Linked DNA regions of Homo sapiens: regions 2 and 3 are each linked to region 1. A link is a loop called in an ENCODE intact Hi-C map of the cell type or tissue named here. Cell type or tissue: chondrocyte. All regions are shown on one strand. Links, peaks and the distances in the headings refer to the core of each region. The heading gives the core; the rest is flanking DNA. Region 1 overlaps LDLRAD4 (low density lipoprotein receptor class A domain containing 4). Region 2 overlaps LDLRAD4 (low density lipoprotein receptor class A domain containing 4). Region 3 overlaps LDLRAD4 (low density lipoprotein receptor class A domain containing 4).

Region 1 (5,562 bases), core at 338-5,337:
TCACTTCAGAAAGGGGCTCCACATCCACGCACACATGCCTGGGCTGCCTGCTTCCCCTCTGGCACATCCCGCCCCTGTGATAATTTCATCTCACATGGGGCTGCTTTCCACTGGATCCACAGGTCTCCTGCACAGCAAGGAAGCCCCCTTCTGGTCCTCTCTCCTCTTTCCCCTTCAGATCTGTTTCCCCTACTTGATAATTAAAATAGAAAAATACAGAAGATTTTTTTCAAAGTCTCCATTCTCGTTTAGAGTCTTTAGGGTAATTTTACTTAGGAGAAGGGACCCTCATACACATGGCCGTTTGTTCAAGCACCTGGTGGCAGGGACCACGCTGCCGGCTGGGAACAATGGCAGGTTGCCTGCTATCTGTAGAAAAGGATTTTCAAAGGCTGCGCAGAATTGAGATGCTGCTGAAGCAGAAAGTGCTGCACTTTTCAATGCTGCCATTTCCAACAGTTAGTACCTAGGGCCATCCTCCATGTAACTGAGGAAAAAACCCTGGAGGAAAGCTTAAAACGTTAAATGCCCCTAGTATCCATCTCCACTTTCAGTTGTACATACTTTAAACGTTTTATCACACAACATCGGTTGATGGTGGCCATAGATAAACCACAAGAGACAGAATTCATGCAGTCGAAACTTGGAATTCCATGTAATACCATCAGCCTCTCAGGTTCATGTTAATACAAGCACATATACCTGACTGATGCCACAAAGTCTGCTCTCTCTTGCCCTTCCTTCTCAAGCCTTTCCTCCCCTAAATTCTTTCTGCTACAGCAGATAGCCGCTGTGTGCACTGACCTCCAACAACTGGGATCCCAGCCTGTGGCTGCCAGCCAGACTGCTTCAGGAGTGACCAGACGGGTGAAGTTCCCCACCAGCTGTGCTCTGAGGATGGCTCAGGAGAAGTCAAAATTCACCCCGAAGCACTGAGAAGACCTGTTTCATAGACAGATCACGTCCATGGGTGTGGCCCGTACAGTCCTCCCAGTGGGGTTCCTGTTTGGTGTCACTTCAGGCAGCCGTGGCCCAAGCTAGCTGAGAGTGGGTGAGAAGCAGAGCTACACGGCTTGTTCCTTTGCCACCGGCTGGATGCTCCTTTATCTTTTCCCCTACTTACTTTTTTCTTCGATAAAGAGTCGACAAATAATTAAGAATTTACTAGACAGTCATATTGTACACTTACGAGCTCAGCACACAATTAAAATGTTTTAAATGACTTAGTGCCTTGTACGAACTTCATACACAAAAGTTTGGTAGTATGCATACCAATATTTGGTATTCAGCTATGGGTGTGTGAAAGAATTAGTACATCTTAAACCCAAATAAAAGCATTTTAGAAAAGAGGCATCACAAAAGGCATCTGGACACAGTCCCAAGAGCTGGTGAATCGGTCAGGACCAGCACAGAGGCTAGTGGGACAGAATTTTAAAAGATGTGGCACCAGCTGATAAAACCTAAAGCACTAAGTAGTAAGAGTATCAAAACTGACAGGACACGTAACTTTAAGTCAGGAGCTAAAGAAAACACAGGAGAGCTGACAATCAGAGCAGCTGAAATGGTTTTCCGTACCTCATTGCAAAAACTTTCACAATGAGTATTTGCTACTCTGGTGACGGTTCAAAGCCTTCCGCGAATTTGCAGCGTTACACAAGATGTCACTTTCTCCCCTCAATTTGCCTACGGCACCTACCCGGACTTCTCAGCTGTGTAGGCACCAATTTCAAAGAGGTCTGAAGCCAGTGGAGTAAAAGCATTTTAAGTGTGATGTTTTCTTAGGTTGAACATATCAAACACACATTTCTAGTACAATTCCAAATGTTTCAAAATATTATTTTAGTTGTTAAGAATCTTGAAATGAAAGCTCTGTTATTACAGAATGCCCCTGTTTTTATCATGCATTAAACCAAACCAACCCCCACCCCATTCCCTGGCTCTCAGAGAGAGGGACATGCGTGTGTGAGCGAGTGTCAGGCGTCCTGTGCACACACAGGCACGTCATGTTTCTCCTCTCACTCCGGACCCCTTGGGTTTCTATGGATTATTAATAATACCCACCCACCTGGCTGGCAGACTTTTCACAACACACCCTACAAGATTCTGCAAAAAAAAAAAGCAACACAATTTGAAAATACACAATGCCAACCTCCGGAGGAGGGAAAGAGAAAGAAAGGAATTAAGGGTGAGACCCAGACAGACAGACAGACAGACAGGCTCAAGGAAACTGTGTTCCCTGGGGTCTGGGCCATGCAGCCGTCGGCAGGTACTCAGCTCTTCTCGGCGCAGACTTGCTTAGCATGGCAATCGGCTGTCTGCCCAGGAGGATGAGGTAATGTCTAGGTTTAATGCCAAAATCTCTCTCACTGGCAGGACACATCGGGTAAATATTTCTACTGCAGGAGACCACATTCATTTGATGCTACTGCCAGTTTTATTATTGTTATTATGCTCATTAATATTAATACTCAGCCACTGTACCTATTTAAGATTGAAGAGGAGAAAGGCAAGGTTTTGCTGAAATCATGATAGCAGGTGCAGGGGGAAGAAAGTAGCCCCTACTCCACCCCCCGGCCTCAATCTCCCGCTAACAACAGTTACAGCACCAGCCTTCTGCAATCCCTTCCATCATCCTCAGCTGCACAGAGACCCCCTGCAACTTCCTCTCCAGGTGGCTGTAAATCTGGGACCTAGCAGTGACAATGGGTTTGGGGCGGGTGGGCATGAGGGGCTTGAAGGCTCCTTGAAGCGACCTTCCTAGTTATAATATTTGAAAATGTAGAATAATTTATGGGTCAGATTGCCAATGGTTCCTTCTCCTTTCTAAAAACCAATTCTGAATTTGCTTCACCATATTTTTGATGATGTGTTTTATGGCCTCACAAACTCCCAGCTGGTTCCCTCGATGATCTCGTCTCTGTGGTTACTGTCAACAATCCACATTCGTGTTGTGGCATATCATCTTACAGAAGCATTTAAAGCAGCTCAGGGCTTCTTTCCTCTGATGTAGATTTTCTCCATTGTTACTCAACGAGGCTCTGACATCAGCCTCCTTTCAGTTCAAAAGACAGGACGTTTTTCTGGGAGTCAGGAACTGAATGCAGAACTTCCCGCGGGCTTCACAAAGGACCGCCGAAAGGGACAGTCACACACTGCCATGGATGTGGTCTCCTCTCTGAGGAGCTGGGAATAACGCTGCCCTCCCACAGGCGCTGCTCCCAGGAGGGGCGGGAAAGCATGATGCCAAAGGGCAGTTTCAAAACTGGGCCCCGGGGAGCAGCAGCGTTAGGTGTGGACAACATGAAAAAGCACCTAAGACCCAGTGCTGTCCTGCAATGAGACAGAGACGCGGCCACTGTCCCGCACAGCCCCACGGGCAGAGGAGGCGCTCCAGAGGAGGGACTTTGAGAGACGACGCAATGTGCCTGCTGTGGGAAGTCACAAGACAGCTGCTATTCCCGGGCCGTCAGGGCCAGGCCAGCCTGGCTAGCTGCTGAGAGGGTCTGCACAGTGACTCCATGAGGTTAGCAAAATATATATATTTTTAAAGCCTAGCAACCTTTCCTAAACATTTTTTTTTAATCACCAAAACATCACATTGTAAGGAGTTTCAGATTATTCCCAACATTTCCCAATGTCAAGTCTTGGACAACATGTCTGCACCAAACATGTGCTTCTAAATAGAAAACCGAAAGTCCCTGTCAATCAGGAAGGTAACACTCTGGAGAGGAGGAGGAAAGGAAGTGAGACAGTGCTGGTGTCTTTTGTCATTAGGACAGTGGAGATGCGGCTGCTTGACCCAAGCAGCATACTGGAAGGACAGCTGAGAGCAAAAACGGAAAGGGAGCGTGGAGGTTTTCACAGCAGGACGTGTGTGGGCAGAAGGATTCTCCAGTGTCCACAGCAGGATACGTGTGTGGAGATGGATTCTCCAGTGTCCACGGCTGGACGTGTGTGGCAAAAAGGATTCTCCAGTGTCCACGGCGGGACATGTGTGGAGATGGATTCTCCGGTGTCCATGGCAGGACGTGTGCGGCGAGAAGGATTCTCCAGTATCCACAGCGGGACGTGTGTGAGTAGAAGGATTCTCCAGTGTCCACGGCAGGATGTGTGTGGCGAGAAGGATTCTCCAGTGTCCACGGTGGGAAGTGTGTGGCGAGAAGGATTCTCCAGTGTCCACGGCGGGACGTGTGTGGCAAGAAGGATTCTCCAGTATCCACGGCGGGACGTGTGTGAGTAGAAGGATTCTCCAGTGTCCACGGCAGGACGTGTGTGGCGAGAAGGATTCTCCAGTGTCCATGGTGGGAAGTGTGTGGCGAGAAGGATTCTCCAGTGTCCACGGCAGGACGTGTGTGGCAAGGATTCTCCAGTATCCATGGCGGGACGTGTGTGAGTAGAAGGATTCTCCAGTGTCCACGAAAGGACGTGTGTGGCGAGAAGGATTCTCCAGTGTCCACGGTGGGAAGTGTGTGGCGAGAAGGATTCTCCAGTATCCACAGCGGGATGTGTGTGAGTAGAAGGATTCTCCAGTGTCCACGGCGCGACGTGTGTGTGAGTAGAAGGATTCTCCAGAGTCCACGGCGGGACGTGTGTGGTGAGAAGGATTCTCCAGTGTCCACGGCGGGATGTGTATGGCGAGAAGGATTCTCCGGTGTCCACGGCAGGACGTGTGTGGCAAGAAGGATTCTCCAGTGTCCACGGCGGGACGTGTGTGGAGATGGATTCTCCAGTGTCCACAGCAGGACATGTATGGCGAGAAGGATTCTCCGGTGTCCACGGTGGGACGTGTGTGGCGAGAAGGATTCTCCAGTGTCCACGGCGGGACGTGTGTGGCGAGAAGGATTCTCCAGTGTCTACGGCTGGGGACATGTGTGGGGAGGATTCTCCAGTGTCCACGGCGGGACGTGTGTGGGGAGAAGGATTCTCCAGTGTCCACGGCGGGATGTGTGTGGGCAGAAGGATTCTCCAGTGTCCACAGTGGGACACGTGTGGCAAGAAGGATTCTCCAGTGTCCACAGCAGGACGTGTGTGGGGAAAAGGATTCTCCAGTGTCCACAGTGGGACACGTGTGGCAAGAAGGATTCTCCAGTGTCCACAGCAGGACGTGTGTGGGGAGAAGGATTCTCCAGTGTCCACAGTGGGACGTGTGTGGCGAGAAGGATTCTCCAGTGTCCACAGTGGGACACGTGTGTCAAGAAGGATTCTCCAGTGTCCACGGCGGGACGTGTGTGTGGAAAAGGATTCTCCAGTGTCCACGGCGGGATGTGTGTGGCGAGAAGGATTCTCCAGTGTCTATGGCTGGGGACGTATGTGGGGAGGATTCTCCAGTGTCCACGGCGGGATGTGTGTGGGGAGAAGGATTCTCCAGTGTCCACGGCAGGACGTGTGTGGGCAGAAGGATTCTCCAGTGTCCACAGTGGGACGTGTGTGTGGAAAAGGATTCTCCAGTGTCCACGGCAGGACGTGTGTGTGGAGAAGGATTCTCCAGTGTCCACGGCAGGACGTGTGTGTGGAGAAGGATTCTCCAGTGTCCACAGAGGGACGTGTGTGGCGAGAAGGATT
Region 2 (5,562 bases), core at 291-5,290, 240 kb after region 1:
GTTGAACATTGGCCAAGCAACTGTCTAACGGTCTGCAGACACCCTTTGGAAAGAGCAGCAAGGCCTGCTCTGAGGATAACTCGGGGGCGGGGCTGGGAAGCCCTCCAGGTCTGCAGCCCCAGCTTCACTGGCCGTTGACGTAAAGCAGCCGCCTGGCAGGGCCACCTCCTCAAAGGACCCATCCTAGCCACTCAGGTCCATCCCGCAACCAGCCCCCACTCGCTCTTTCAAACGGTACCCACCCACCCACTCAACCAACTGCTCAACTCTGGGCCTGGAAAGGGACAGGTGGGGCCCAATCCACCAGAGGGGACAGGGCCGGGTCGTGTCCTGCCCTGCTCCATCATAGCCCCTCCCATGCCCCCAACAGACTTGCCCACCCCAGGGTTATATTAGTTTCATCCAAAATTCTTTTTTTTTTCTTTAATTAAATGGTACTTGAGGAACATAGAAAGTTTCCTCCAATATTCTAAAGTCATGTTGACTGTATGATTGTACTTTATGAAATGAAATAAGATTATGAATCCAGGAGAAGCTGAAGTTCAGTTACCACCCAATCATGACCTTTAGAGGGACAGCAATGCAGTCAGGTGGTCCACAGTCCAAGCTCGACTCCCTCACTTTAACCATAACATACACTTAAAATCAGCCAGCTGTGTCTCAAGCTCGGAACATGATTGATTCTTATTCTTTCCATCTTTATAAGAACCCATGAGGTGGGTAATACGATTACCAACATCTTCCTTTTATCGATGGAGAAATTCGGGCACAGGAGGGTTGAGTGAAGCATCCAAGGTCACATGGCTGCCAATGGGCAGAGCTGGGACTCGAACCCAGGCCAGCTGGCCCAGATAAGGTGCCAGGTGCCCCTCGACTCCCCTGCCTCTCTCCCAAGCAAGCTCCTGCCTGCCTCACTGCACAGCTCTGTGTGTTAGCTGCAATCCCGTGCCCTCACTGTCCTCACCAGGCTGCCCTGAGGATCCCTGAGATGGCAATGGGAAGACTGGCACACAGGACTCAGCCCCACACATAGAGTCGCACAGGATGCAGTCTCCACACACAGAGCCACAGGGGACTCAGTTTCCACACACAGAGCCGCATGGGACTCAGCCTCAGCCCCCACACACAGAGCCGCATGGGATTCGGTTTCCACGCAGAGCCGCACGGGACTCAGCCCCCACGCACAGAGCCACACGGGACTCAGTTTCCACGCACGGAGCCACAAGGGACTCAGCCCCCACGCACACAGAGCCACACGGGACTCAGCCCCCACGCACAGAGCCGCACAGGACTCAGTTTCCACGCAAACAGAGCAGCGTGGGACTCGGCCCCCACGCACACAGAGCCGCACGGGACTCGGCCCCCACGCACACAGAGCCGCACGGGACTCAGCCCCCACGCACGGAGCCGCACGGGACTCAACCCCCACAAACAGAGCCGCACGGGACTCAGCCCCCACGCACAGGGCCGCACGGGACTCAGCCCCCACGCACAGGGCCGCACGGGACTCAGCCCCCACGCACAGGGCCGCACGGGACTCAGCCCCAACGCACGGAGCCGCACGGGACTCAGCCCCAACGCACGGAGCCGCACGGGACTCAGTTTCCACGCACAGAGCCGCACGGGACTCAGCCCCCACGCACAGGGCCGCACGGGACTCAGCCCCAACGCACGGAGCCGCACGGGACTCAGTTTCCACACACAGGGCCGCACGGGACTCAGTTTCCACGCACAGGGCCGCACGGGACTCAGCCCCAACGCACGGAGCCGCACGGGACTCAGTTTCCACGCACAGGGCCGCACGGGACTCAGCCCCAACGCACGGAGCCGCACGGGACTCAGTTTCCACGCACAGAGCCGCACGGGACTCAGTTTCCACGCACAGGGCCGCACGGGACTCAGTTTCCACGCACAGGGCCGCACGGGACTCAGCCCCCACGCACAGAGCCGCACGGGACTCAGTTTCCACGCACAGGGCCACACGGGACTCAGCCCCCACGCACAGAGCCACACGGGACTCAGTTTCCACGCACAGGGCCGCACGGGACTCAGCCCCCACGCACAGAGCCGCACGGGACTCAGTTTCCACACACACAGAGCCACACGGGACTCAGTTTCCACGCACAGGGCCACACGGGACTCAGTTTCCACACACACAGAGCCACACAGGACTCATCCCCCAGGCACACAGAGCCACACGGGACTCAGTTTCCATGCACAGGGCCACACGGGACTCAGCCCCCACGCACAGAGCCGCACGGGACTCAGTTTCCACGCACAGAGCTGCACGGGACTCAGTTTCCACACACAGAGCCACACGGGACTCAGTTTCCACGCACAGAGCCGCACGGGACTCAGTTTCCATGCACAGAGCCACACGGGACTCAGCCCCCACGCACAGAGCCCCACGGGACTCAGTTTCCACACACAGAGCCACACGGGACTCATTTTCTACACACAGAGCCGCACATGTGCCCTGCTCTGCACAGCTCCACCCCCATCTCCTCTGTTCCTCTTTGCTCTCTCAAGCTCTGGTGGCACTCGCAGTCCTGCCTCTCCCCCGCCCCCACCACCAAGTCGCCCTTCCTCCTTAGACACAGCACAGGTACTGCATACAGGTGGCATGCTGCCTGCAGCCGGGTAAGCCATAACTCTTGGGCAGTCTTCAATATAGATGAAGTCTTTACAAATCCTGAAGCTCCTCCCTGAAATTCAAAAGTAGGATAGAAAGACTGCACTTTCTAATGACAACCTCTACGTTTCTAACCGCACGGTTGATGGAACGAGTGCGCTTATCACTCACTCTGCTGACCTGGCCTCTAGGGTACGGCTGAGGTTAGGGATACAACCCCCAAAGGTTCTGAAGGCCTGAGGCTGGAAACCTAAAACCAACAGCAAGGATTCTCAGCTCACAACTTGAACTAAACTGGGATTTCTGTAAACATTTGCTGAAATCGCTCTGTCCCAGGCAGGCACTGTGCTGGGCATTTTCTCAAAGTTCCCTTTCTACAAATGAAGAGGCTCAGAGTGCTCTGAAAACTGTTCACCAGGAACCAGAAATCAAGTCCTTGGCTAAGAAACCACATTCTTTCTTGTAAACAAGATGAAGAAAATCTATCATCTAGCAAGTAGAACAGCAAGAACCCGCTGGTCTATTTTTCCACCAGTAAATGGAATGTTAGGGGCAGAGTTCTGCTATTCCCTGGAGCCAGGACTAATGTGCCCCAGCACCTCACCGTTCCCAATGCCCTCATCAGTTCCTCACGCCTGTTGTGCTAAGACACAGTCCATCGTAGCTGAGCTCTGAAAGCCCACAGCACCATCACCTAGGAGAGGAATGAGGGGGCTGTGAACGCATTAGAGGAGGGATGGGGAAAGCAAGCTGGGCTGCCTGACCTGGAAAAGAGGGAACCAGGTGGGGCACCGGCAGTGTCTTCAGACACATTAGTCCCAACAAATGGAAGAAAAGTGAGCCCTGCTCTGAATCCCAGCCCAGGGAGGCCATAGGGAGGCACATTCAACTGCATCCAGTTGGTTTCTAGGTGCCATGGCATCCACAAAATGGGCTGCATTCAGCAGAGATGAGCTCCCTGCCCTTAGAGCTGCCACACCATGGTAGTCACCGGAAGGAACAGTGGGTATTCAAGGATGGACCTGCCATAGATGTCTATGCGAGAGAAGATAAAAAAATACAAGGACAGTCCTGGAAAGACAGACATCTGTAAGGAGGGAGGGAGAGGGTGGCAGAAAGAATAGCAACAATAAATAATAAAGCAACAGGAAAAAGGAAATAGTCGGCTGAGTCAGAGAAATGCTACACTCAAGAATCCTGCCACCTCCCACTAATTGTCACATGCCCCAGTCACCCTGAACGGGAGCAAATTTTGCCAAGTTCACATAAAACCAATACTACTCAGCTATTTGTCAAAACGGATTAGAGAAAGATTTGCAAAGCACCCTAATACATTTAAGGCATTTATGACAGTACACAAAGGAAAATCTTCCGCAGCCAGATTTCTGAGACAAAGCCAGATTTCCAGACCCTGACAGGGCCGCCAAAAGGCCAGGGAAGGCTGTTCCACAGACACCAGCCAGCAGTGAGTGGAAGGGAACAGGCTCTATGCAGGGTCCCAAGAAGGCTCACAGCAGAACAGGGCGCATTGCTCACACCTTGGCAAGTGGGCACTCAGCTGCCCCTGGGCATAAGGAGGTCAAGGCAATGACCTCCAATAGAAGTTACAGTGTGCTCTCAGGAGATTATCCAAATGTCACTTAGAGTCTTCTCTATTTAAGGGGAAGTAACTGACCTGAACTTAGCACCTACTATCCTACAAAATCTACCTGCTATATTCCACCCAATGCCTCCCAAGAAATCCGAGAGGTCCTGTTACATGCATCTTAAAGACAGGGAACCGAGGCTGGACAGACCACACAGCCCAAGGTCAGTTACAGGAGCAGTGGTGCAAGAAGCGGCTTCTCCAAACCACACGTTCCCCTCCTGGGGCCTCCATTGGGCCAAGAGACACGAAGGCTGGTCTTGCCCTGCGCACCCAGTGGGGCTCAGTCATTACAGGTACAGCCAAGCAAAGGAAAACAGGTGATGGGAACACTTCCTTTCTCAAAGCAGCCGTGGGTGGCTGTAAAGGCAAATTATCCCATGTAAGTGATGCCCCTTGAGTTTGTGAGCAGCACAAATGGAGGGAGGGAGGGAGGGAGGGATGGATTATAGGGGAGAATCAGAAAACAGGAGAAAGAAACAAGTGGAAGAAAATGAACCAAAACCACATACCAATGTATGCTTTACATACATATATATGAGCATTTGAAGGCATGTGGTTTCTTTCACTAAGTACTTCTCTAAGAGCTACCGACGTGGGATGTTTTAGCACTAAAACTCATCTTACTCAAAAATCAATCAGAAATTAGGAGGGCTGGGTTCAGCAGCTCACGCCTATAATCCCAGCACTTTCAGAGGCTGAGGCAAGAGAATCATTTCAGCCCAGGAGTTTGAGACCAGCCTGGACAACACAGTGAGACCCTGTCTTTACCAAAAAATAAAAAAATTAGCCAGGCATGGTGGTGTGTGTCTGTAGTCCCAGTGACTCAGGAGACTAAGGCGGGAGGATACACTTGTGGAGTATGAGGCTGCAGTGAGCTATGATCACGCTACTGCACTCCAGCCTGGGCAATAGAGCAGGAAGGAGGGAGAGGAGGAGAGGGGAGGGGAGAGGAGGACGAAGGAAGGAAGGAATCCACAAACTATGCAAATTCCCCTTTCACTTAGGAAGTCTTATGAACTTGCACAAGTGCTCTGCGGGAATGGCAGCAGCCAGAAATAGCATTTGTTTCAGGAATACTCAGTCATCCCGAATGGAGCACAACAAGATCATTGACCTAAATACTCAATGAACCCACCTAGAGACCTGCTGTCCAGCATCATGCTGGTCGGAAGTTGTACACAGCAGCAGCACTTGGCCATTCTGGATTAAAATCATGACCTGCTTTTAGATGGTGCTTCTGGGAGGCACCTTTTCACAGAGGTAAAAGGCTAGTTTTTCTGGT
Region 3 (5,562 bases), core at 414-5,413, 220 kb after region 1:
CCAAGATCAAGACATCTGAGTGTATCTTTCTGTACTTTATGGGACAGTATTTCATAGAAAGATATACTAAGATATTTGCAGACTTCTCCTGCTCTCCAGAGGGCTGCTTTCTTATTTCCTCTACGTCCTGGTGGGGATTGTGCTGTTGCGGGTGACACCAAGTCTCTGTGTGTGGTGACTTCTCCCAGCCTGACTGCTTTCTAGCCAATCTCCAGTCATTTCCCCACATTTGCCCTCCAGACGCATCCAGCCACACGGGCTGGTCCAGGCTCTCCACTCGGAGTGAGCGCCACCTCCTAGGCTGCTGTCTCCGCTCAGACCACCTTCTCTTTACCCAAGACTGAAGCCCAAAAGTCACTCTGCAATCCACCTTCTGCCCCACCTGCCCTGCACATTCCAGCTACCAACACAATCGGCGCACGGATCCCTCCACCCCAGGCCTCTTCTCCACAGCTGTTGCTTCAGCTCAGGCCCTGTCCCCCAGGCCAGGGACAGCTCCTCACTGTCCTTCCTGGCTGGCCCTCTCAGCTTCCGTCTCCTTCTCCACTGACTCCCACCCTCAGCCACCAGACTCAGCTTCCTAAACACGCATCTAATGACACTGTCTCCTCTGAAAAGTGCAGTGGTTCCCACATCGTATGGGATAATCTATGCAGAGCATTCAAAACCTCATGGCGCCAGGAGGTCGAGGCCAGCCCGGGCAACATAGTGAGACCTCATCTCTACAAAACATTTTAAAAGTTAGCTGGGCATGGTGACACACACCTGTATTCCCAACTACTCAGGAGGCTGAGGCAGGAAGATTGCTTGAACCAGTAAGTTGAGGCTGCAGTGAGCTATGATTGTGCCACTGCACTCCAGCCTGGGTGGCAAAGCAAGACCCTGTCTCTAAAAATAAATAAATAACAAAACTCTATAGTTTGACCCTAACTTTCTTTTCCAACTGTATCTCTAGCTCTCGTCTTCCTGTTCCAAGGACAACATAATATGAGTCAGCTTTAAAATGGAAGGAGATTCTGAGATAGGCTCCAATGTGTGTGAACCCTGAAGACTTTATGCTAAGTGAAATACACTAGACACAAAAGGACAAATACTGCATGATTCCACTTATGAGGTATGTAGAGCAGTCAAAATCATAGAGACAGAAAGTAGAACCATGGGTGTCAGCGGCTGGAGGGAGAGGGAATGCAGAGTTAATGTTTAATGGGTACACAGTTTTGGTTTGGGAAAATGGAGAGAGTTCTGGAAATGGATGGTGGTGATGGTTGCACAACGTGAATGTACTTAATGCCACAGAACCGTACGCTTAAAAATGGTTAAAATATACTGTTTCCATAGCAACTGAACCATTTTACATTTTTTCCAGCAACACAGAAGGGTTCCAACTTCTCCACATTATGTATATCTTACCACAGTTTTTTTTAAAGGGACAAAAAGTTTGAGAAACAAAGTTAACAGTGTGCTGTGAAAGCTGAGTTGAAGGACTGGCTTGAGTTTCCCCCACCATTCTCTAACAAGGGTGCAGCCTTGACTTCCCTACCACAACCCCCGAGTTTCAAGAAAGACATGGAAAAATGTGGACAGCCCCAGCAAACCAGATCCCAGGACAAAAAGAGGGAAACTGTTAAAGCGTCAGGCTAAGCAGACAGACCCCAGACCCCTTGTGCACAGCGGAACCCTCTCCCAAGCACTGAGCTCACTAAGCTAACCCAGCATCGCCACGAAGCCTCCTGCAGGAAGCACGCCAACTTTAAAATATTATATGAATTTCAAGAAGAAAGCCTACAAAGGAAAAGCCCAGCAGACACCTCCAATGGCCCCCATGTTAAGTTACACAATTGACAACAGAATCCTGTCCCCTGACTGTCCTCGGCAAGCCTGTCCATGTCACCCTCTGCCCACTCATGACACCTCCAATCTGACCATCACTGAAGTGACTGCCCCAAGCCAAATGAACCACACACCTTGTGCTCCACTGCAAGTGCTCTTAACCCTTTCTGGAGGTCAAAACCCTCCTGAGAATCCTATCAAAGCCCTGGCATTCTCCCCAGGAACTGGCAACATTTCAAGGAATTCACAGATGCCCCTGGGCCCCTGGGGCTTACAAACACTGTCCCAGTGCCTGTCTCCTTCACATTTCGCTTCTGTACTGCACTTGAGAGGGACGCTGCAACCTCCCTCCATTTGTAAGAACTATATAACAAATTTCAAGAATCCCTCAGGACTCTCTTTGAAAGGGCAGCCCACGCCCCCAACCAATGTCAGGACGTCAAGGGGAGGTCGTCTCACATCGGCTTGAGAGGCACAGCCCGTCCGACATGCCACATCCCCAAAGGACGCCCCTCCCTGCGACTGCCCTCACAGATGCACTGATGTGACTTATGGGGACTGCTGCGATGCAGTCTGTTAACACTGGCACCAGCTGCCACGGGCGAGTCATCTCAGGAACCTGACCTTGGCAAAGCGTGTTTCACACTCGAGCACAGCTCATCCGGGTGGCCTCGAGCAGGGGCAGGAAGGCGGAAAACGGACAGGGAGGTGCTGGGGTGCACTGCCCCCCAAACCGCACCAGAGGACTCACCTCACCCACACAGGGAGACCAAATCCTCAAAGCCAAATTTTCAAGCTGCTGCTGAGAATCCCATAAAAAGCAATGCTATTTCTAACCTCCCGCACCACGGAAAAATACACACACCACCAAGCAACCCAGAATCTGAGGGTTTATTTTTACATCTTTTCCCCACATCCCCCACCCTGGCCTCCCCCACAAAATTTTAGGTGGAAAATTTGCTGGCTTTTTAGCAGTTTGACAATGCTGTGCTAGGCATGAACTGACGGAGCTGCTAGCGCATTTGAGTTTAAAGCAAAGCGTCAAAGTATTTATCCCATATGACTCCACAGGTCTGCTTGATGAGAAACTAATAAACTCTAATCACAGAAGACAGAATCCAACAAGCAGGCGGAGACGAGGCCCAGGTCTCAGGCCATGGGCAGAAGTGGCAGAGGTGGTAAGTTTCTCTTTCCCACCTCTGAAAGTGGTGTTCCCACCACGGGACTTTCTTCCTGCGGGCTGGCATTCTCTAATCCAAACTATGAACAAGGGCATTCGGCATCCCTGATGCCCTTGCTGCATTTCTGATTTTCTCAATGCCACTCTTAACCCTTGATTTGGTTTGGCTGTGTTGCCACCCAAATCTCAACTTGAATTGTATCTCCCAGAATTCCCACATATCGTGGGAGGGACCCAGCGGAAGGTAATTGAATTATGAGGGCCTTTCCTGTGCCATTCTCGTGATAGTGAATTAGTCTCACGAGATCTGATAGGTTTGTTTCTGCTTTTGCTTCTTCCTCATTCTCCCTTGCTGCCGCCCTGTAAGAAGTGCCTTTTGCCCTCAGCCACGATTCTGAGGCCTCCCCAGCCATGTGGAACTGTAAGTCCAATTAAACCTATTTTCTTCCCAGTCTCGGGTATGTCTTTATCAGCAGGGTGAATATGGTCTAACACAGTAAATTGGTATCAGTAGAGTGGAGCACTGCTGAAAAGATACTCGAAAATGTGAAAGTGATTTTGGAACTGGGTAACAGGCAGAAATCAGATCAGTTTGAAGGGCTCAGAAGAAGACAGGAAAATGTGGGAAAGTTTGAAACTTCCTAGAGACTTGTTAAATGGCTTTGCCCAAAATGCTGATAGCAATAAGGACAATAAAATCCAGGCTGAGGTGGTCTCAGACAGAGATGAGGAACTTGTTGGGAACTGGAGCAAAACTGACTCTTGCTATGTTTTAGCAAAGAGACTGGCAACATTTTGCCCCTGCCCTAAAGATTTGTGGAACTTTGAACTTGAAAGAGATGATTTAGGGTATCTGGTGGAAGAAATTTCTAAGCAGCAAAGCATCCAAAGGTGACTTGGGTGCTGTTAAAGGCATTCAGTTGTATAAGGGAAGCAGAGCATAAAAGTTTGGAAAATTTGCAGGCTGACTATGCAATAGAAAAGAAAAACCCATTTTCTGAGGAGAAATTCAAGCTGGCTGCAGAAATGTGCATAAATAGCAAGAAGCCTAATGTTAATCTCCAAGACCATGGGGAAAATGTCTCCAGGCCTTGTCAGAGACCTTCACAGCAGCCCCTCCCATCACAGGCCCAGAGGCACAGAAAGAAAAAGTGGTTTTGTGGGCTGGGCCCAGGGTCCCCGTGCTGTATGCAACCTAGGGACTTGGTGCCCTGTGTCCCAGCCACACCAGAAGTGGCTGAAAGGGGCCAACATACAGTTCAGGCTGTGACTTCAGAGGGTGGAAGCCCCAAGCCTTGGCAGCTTCCACATGGTGTTGAGCCTGCGGGTACACAGAAGTCAAGAATTGAGGTTTGGGAACCTCCGCCTAGATTTCAGAAGATGTATGGAAATGCCTAGATGCCCAGGCAAAAGTTTGCTGCAGGGGCGGGGCCCTCATGGAGAACCTCTGCTAGGGAGCCCCCACACAGAGTCCCTACTGGGGCATGGCCTAGTGGAGCTGGGAGAAGAGGGCCACCATCCTCCAGACCACAGAATGGTAGATCCACAGACAGCCTGTACCGTGTGCCTGGAAAAGACACAGACACTCAATGCCAGCATGTGCAAGCAGCCAGGAGGAAGGCTGTACCCTGCAAAGCCACAGGAGTGGAGCTGCCCAAGGCCACAGGAAGCCACCTCTTACATCAGTGTGACGCGGATGTGAGACCTGGGATCAAAGGAGATCATTTTGAAGCTTTAAAATCTGACTGCCTCGCTGGATTTTGGACTTGCATAGGCCCTGTAGCCCCTTTGTTTTGGCCAATTTCTCCCATTTGTAACAGCTGTATTTACCCAATACCTGTACCCTTATTGTAACTAGGAAGTAACTAGCTTGCTTTTGATTTTACAGGCTCACAGGCAGAAGGGACTTGCCTTACCTAAAATGAGACTTTGGACTGTGGACTTCTGGGTTAATGCTGAAATGAGTTAAGACTTTGGGGGACTATTGGGAAGGCAAGATTGGTTTTGAAATGTGGGGATGTGAGATTTGGAGGGGTCAGGGGCAGGATGATAGAGTTTGGCTGTGTTCCCACAAGTCAACTTGACTTGTATCTCCCAGAATTCCCACGTGTTATGGGAGGGACCCAGGGGAAGGTAGTTGAATCATGGGGGCCAGTCTTTCCCATACTATTCTCATGATAGTGAATAAGTCTCATGAGATATGATGGGTTTATCAAGGGTTTCCGCTTTTGCTTCTTCCTCATTCTCTCTTGCTGCCGCCATGTAAGAAGTGCCTTTCGCCTCCCGTCATGATTCTGAGGCCTCCCCAGCCATGCAAAACTGTTAGGTCCAATTAAACCTCCTTTTCTTCCCAGTCTCGGATATATCTTTATCAGCAGCATGAATCCGGACTAATACAACCCTGAAGTTGAAGAATCGGGGACAATGGTGAGATGGAGCTTCAGAATCCAGTCCCCTGATGCTGGGTAGACAGAGGTCCGGGAGGAGACAGGAGGTAAGAGGAGACATGGGAGACACAGAGAGGGGTCCCAAATAAGGCTGAAGAACTCAGA

Evidence for each region. Hi-C counts contacts between places; a loop is a spot of excess contacts. Peaks named below come from ENCODE experiments on the same cell type or tissue, not always from the same donor. Only the 100,000 strongest peaks of a DNase experiment are listed, where the experiment ranks them.
Region 2: it touches region 1 in a loop (3-fold over the local background); 5 of 110 quality-filtered maps call a loop at or near these places.
Region 3: a loop joins it to region 1, with 1.8 times the contacts of the local background. A loop is called at or near these places in 4 of 110 quality-filtered maps.

Annotation. Positions count from the first base shown.
Region 1 is chr18:13,498,141-13,503,702 of GRCh38, reverse strand. All of the region lies in intron 4 of LDLRAD4 (low density lipoprotein receptor class A domain containing 4), which reads right to left. Among named protein-coding and RNA genes, the nearest start is that of LDLRAD4-AS3, 30 kb to the right of the region's middle. RefSeq lists an enhancer at 2,806-3,463. In chondrocyte, for the core only: CTCF peaks have their summits at 3,165 and 3,365; no DNase peak of the experiment used is centred there.
Region 2 is chr18:13,258,843-13,264,404 of GRCh38, reverse strand. All of the region lies in intron 1 of LDLRAD4 (low density lipoprotein receptor class A domain containing 4), which reads right to left. Among named protein-coding and RNA genes, the nearest start is that of C18orf15, 22 kb to the right of the region's middle. RefSeq lists an enhancer at 785-1,723. In chondrocyte, for the core only: no CTCF peak of the experiment used is centred there; a DNase peak (open chromatin) is centred at 2,274.
Region 3 is chr18:13,281,718-13,287,279 of GRCh38, reverse strand. The region is part of intron 2 of LDLRAD4 (low density lipoprotein receptor class A domain containing 4); the gene reads right to left. Among named protein-coding and RNA genes, the nearest start is that of C18orf15, 45 kb to the right of the region's middle. RefSeq lists an enhancer at 411-964. In chondrocyte, for the core only: no CTCF peak of the experiment used is centred there; a DNase peak (open chromatin) is centred at 2,389.